2 separate regions of the Homo sapiens genome follow, and region 2 is linked to region 1. The links are chromatin loops, found by intact Hi-C in ENCODE. Cell type or tissue: IMR-90. All regions are shown on one strand.

What was found. Hi-C counts contacts between places; a loop is a spot of excess contacts. Peaks named below come from ENCODE experiments on the same cell type or tissue, not always from the same donor. Only the 100,000 strongest peaks of a DNase experiment are listed, where the experiment ranks them.
Region 2: it touches region 1 in a loop (2.0-fold over the local background); 4 of 110 quality-filtered maps call a loop at or near these places.

What each region holds. Positions count from the first base shown.
Region 1 is chr2:150,783,669-150,786,168 of GRCh38, reverse strand. No RefSeq gene overlaps it. Among named protein-coding and RNA genes, the nearest start is that of LINC02612, 160 kb to the right of the region's middle. In IMR-90, no CTCF peak of the experiment used is centred here; no DNase peak of the experiment used is centred here.
Region 2 is chr2:150,620,708-150,623,207 of GRCh38, reverse strand. No RefSeq gene overlaps it. Among named protein-coding and RNA genes, the nearest start is that of LINC02612, 6.9 kb to the left of the region's middle. RefSeq lists an enhancer at 1,757-2,500. In IMR-90, no CTCF peak of the experiment used is centred here; a DNase peak (open chromatin) is centred at 1,187; H3K27ac peaks cover 1,509 bases.

The DNA of each region.
Region 1 (2,500 bases):
TACTTTATATACCATGTATTTTATGTAAACACAACCATACTTGAAGATAGAAAGCCAAGGAAAATATTAGTAGTAGGCATTTTTAATAATAAAAAACATATTTTAAATAATGACATCAAAATTATTGGTGGCAATTTAAATACTACTGTCACTGATATTATTAAGATTACAGCCAGGCGCGGTGGCTCATACCTGTAATCCCAGCACTTTGGGAGGCCGAGGCAGGTGGATCACCTGAGGTCAGGGGTTTGAGACCAGCCTGGCCAATATGGCAAAACACCATCTCTACTGAAAATACAAAAATTAGCTGGGTATGGTGGCATGTGCCTGTAATCCTAGCTACTCAGGAGGCTGAGGCAGGAGAATTGCTTGAACCGGAGAGGTGGAGATTGCAGTGAGCCGAGACTGGGCCACTGCACTCCAGCCTGGGTGACACAGTGAGACTCTGTCTCAAGAAAAAAAAAAAAAAAATTACAATGACACTCTTATTTAAATGCGCCTAATTAAGAAAAACAATGACTATTTAAAAAGAGCAGTTTAAGACCCTATCTTAATTTGCTTATTACTTATTCCATTTTTATCTAATTATTCAATAACCATTTTATTGAATTCTCATTTTATGTTAGGCCAATAAAGTAGCAAGTAAAATGCAGTTTATAATCTCAAGTTTATAAATACCTAGTAAGATTATAATTATACTCCTAAATTAAATTAGAATACCTGTTTAAGGGACACAAGTCACATAAAAAGGTTGTATACAAGAATGAATGCAAGAATGAGTGCAAATCAATGCTCTGGTTTCCCAGGAAGAAGAGGTGGCTTTTTGCAAGAGAGATCAGAGAAGAATTCATGGAACAGGGAGCATCTATCTGGGCCACAGTGTATGTGTAGAATTTCAGCCGTCTTGGTGTGGAGTAGCAGTGGTCTCATTGGAGGGACTAGTGTACATTCAGGTCTTGAGGTGGGAACTCAGGCACCCACTAGAAGAGGGGGGACCTTCCATGGGTGCACGTGGGGCACCTGATGAGGAAATCTTGCCCAATCAAATCACCTAAGAGCATTTTAGAAAAGACGTATGCTATTAGACTAGGGAACTGTAAGGCCATCACAACAATCAAAAGAGAGAAAGCAAACCTGCTTTGGGTTATTTCACTCTAAAATTGAAATTCTAAAATATTCTTTTAAAAATGTATTTCTCATTCTGAAATGTTGAAACATTTTGACAGGTTATATAGAATAAAATCAATAGATTTCTGTCTTTTCCTGGAAATAGTTCTTAGAGCTAGTAGTTCTAAGAAAAAAAGAACTCCAGCTCTTTTTTTAACAAGACAACATTTGAATATGGACTTGAAGGAGGCGAGGGAGCAGAGTATGTGTGTCTTTGGGGAAAACATTCCAGGGGAACTGGGCCTGAATGTGCCTGGTATGGTTCAAAGACACGAGGAGACCAGCATGGCTGAAGCATGGTAAGGGAAGGAGAAGGTGGACCTTGTAGGGCTTGGCAGGCCATTGTAAAGACCGGCTTTTATTCTGAAAGAACTGCCAAGCTGTCAGAGGACACTGAGACGAGAACCATGAGCTGGCTTGTGTTTTAACAGGATCATTTTTGCTGCTGTGTTGACTAGCAAGGAGACCAGCTAGGATCTATTGTATTGAGCCAGGTGAGAGATGGCTGTGGTATGAATCAGAGTGGTGCTGAAGGGAGGCTTGAGATGGGCTTGCAGAAATTCTGGGTATAGTTTGAAGGAAGAGCTTACTGAATTTGCTGATGAATTAGATAGGGAATGTGAAGAAAGTATTCAAGAATAACAATAAGGCTTTTGGCCTGAGCAATTGTAAGGAGGATATTAATAACTGAGAAACTTTGAGGACGAGTGTAAGTGGGCCAGGTTAATGGAAGAATAATAGAGTTTCAGTTTGGAACATGTGAAATTTGAGATAGCTGTTCATGGAGATAGTCATGTGAGTGTTGGGTCTGATCACTAGCAACGTGAAGATTCTTGTTGACCCTGAATAGAGCCATGTTTAGGGTGAACTTAACCTTTGTTAATTTTTAAATTATTAGCTCAGTACCTATCTAGTATTACACAATAGGCAAACATCAATTTTAGGACTTTTCGAAGCAAATGGTACCCAGAATAAGGGACGCAGGACATCCAAGTATGTCCTGTTGAAGTTGGGCAGTGGCTGGAGCAATTAAATTTTATAGGGCGTATTAGTGATCTTGGGGTTGTGGCCTGTGAGAAATGGGAATGAAATAGTATATTTAGACTGGAAAATAGTGGTGTCTGAATGGAATTTTATGAGGAGAAAGTATTTTCCAGAGGGCAAAACTTAAATGAAGGGCAAGAGGTAATAAGATGTAGATATTTTTCTTAGAAGAAATAGAAAAGGGAGTCATGACCTGCCAGAAACTGAGATATCTGGTGAGTACGCAGGCAGCAATCATTTTCCTGAGTATTCAATTGTTCATCGATTTACACTTACTGCATAATCTCAC
Region 2 (2,500 bases), 160 kb after region 1:
TGAATTTTAATGCATGTTTTTCTTAAGCGTATTTTATGCTGTTTATATATATATTTATATATACATACATATATACACACATCCCACATACATACATGTTATATACATAATATAAAAAATAATATATAGACTTATTTTGCACATTTCCAACTTTTATAAAAATAGTGTTATGGTAACTTTTGGTACCTTTTGTTCTACAGAAGTTTTAACTTTCATTTAGTAAAATTTGGCCACATTTTCTTTTCATGATTTGTGCATTTTTGTCTTTTTAAAGACTCCTTCCCTATCTGTATTAGGCTGTTTCTGCATTGCTATAAAGCATTATGTAAGCCTGGGTAATTTATAAAGGAGAGGTATAATTGGCTCATGGTTCTGCAGGCTGTACAGGAAGCATGGCACAGCATCTGCTTAGCTTCTGGTGAGGCCTCAGGAAACTTTTATGGCAGAAAGTGAAGCAGGAGCAGGCATGTCACATGGTGAGAGGGAGCGAGAGTGAGGGGAGAGGTGCCACACACTTCAACAACCAGATCTCATGTGAAATTAGAGAGAGAACTCTAATTTGTGCGAAGACAGCACCAACCCCCATTCATGAGGGATCTGCCCCCATGACCAGGCATCTCCCACCAGGCCCTACCTCCAACACTGGGGATTACATTTCACCATGAGACTCAAAAGGAGCAAACGTCTAAATTGTATCACTCTCCTAAAGTCATATCGTATTTTCTTATAAATTTTTTTCTGTTCAAGTCTTCACATCACCTGGCATTGATTTCCTCAGATCCAAATTAGGGAGGCTTATTTTATTTTATAATGTCTATCTGTCCTATGACTGTTTATTAAATTGTCCTTCCTTTCCCCACTGACCTATAAAGCCACCTCCATAAACTTGCAATCCTTCCTTGTGTAGCATGTCCTCCTTTACTTGAGGAGAAGGGTCTGAGAGTATCATCCAGCACCTCACCGTGAGGCTCTCTGGTGGCCTAAGAAGGGGCTCCCATGCCGCCCAAGTCAGCAGCAGAGAGAAACTTGAACACTGGAGGGAATCTCTCCTTGTGCATTTACGACTTGTGATCAAACTCGGGAGATAACTTTTTGACTCAAGACCTTTTGATAATTATAAGGGAATTAGTCATGCCAGCCTCATACTCTATAGTCATGAGCTCCAGCCTTCATAAGATCAGAATGAATCACAGCCAAGGTACAGTCCATGCCCAGCAGTTCTTCACAGACTACAGCCAAGCATCAAATTTCATATATTCCAGGTTTAAGAAATGTGATTAGTTGACCTACAATAAACACACTTTACCACTTAGGGGTATTTTTCTCTGTTTCCTGTAAACTGTGATACATGTGCATTATAAACCTCATACATTATTAACAGAGTTTGTTTTCTTAAAAAAAATCTTGGCAGAATACTATTGGAATTAAACCAATTCAACTTTCTGGACTTTAAGATGGCACAGATCCAGACTGAGATTCAGAAATAAAAAAACAATAACAATCATCAGTTATTTTAATTAACAACCACCACCACAATAAATCAGTTATTTGAAGAAAATCTTCACAAATAGCCTTATGGTAGAGATTTCTGTTGATGGAAATAGTACGGAAATGCCAACAAATGAAAGGGGAAAATAATCTGACTTTTACTGAACATTTAGTAGGAATAAGTCACCACAGAAAGCCCTTTTACATATGCTGTGCCATTTAAAACTTACACAGCCCTCAAAAACGCTATTAAAATTCCCACTTTAAGGATGAGAAGCTGAAGTTTAAAAAACTTGATAAACCTGTCAAGGGTACAGAACTGGTAAGTGATAGGTCAGGGATTCAAACTCAGATCGAATTGGCCAGTGCTCATCCATTTTTTAACGTGGCTACTGGTTCTAGCACTTGGGTGTGTTGCTGTAAGAATAATCATTCTAAGGGCCACAGGAATCAAGGTTAAGCTCAGGACGGGAAGTGTTTGGCATCTCCAAGGCTGTCCCGAGTCTGCTTTGGAGTAGACCCAACCTATGGCTGACCCCAGAACCACTCAGCCTGTGAGAACCAAACAATCTTCACCTAGAACTGCAGCATCGCATCGTCAGATGATCTCGAAGCTGGGTCAATCGGATTCTATGTCACAAGCCTCATGTTACAAGTCTCCAAAATCCCTAAGACAAGATATTTATTGGGATACAGGATGTTTGGTAATCCCAATAAAGATAAAATGTTATGTTAGCAATTATTGCAGAATACCTCCTACAGGTATGAGTCAGCAACTCATGACCTTGCAATTACATTGATATTTCTGCTGTGAAACAAATGAATATTCATACTAAATAAAGAAAAACAAGGTAATACATAGGCCTGTCAGTTCAGAGAAGATTTTGCCTCTAAATGAGTTACAAATACTTTTGGATTTAGATTCTTGGGGATTTCAGAATTGTATATAAAGAATTGTGTATCTGTGTTGTTGTAAGTGTATGCTTCTGGGAAACTATAGTTTCTGTTTGGA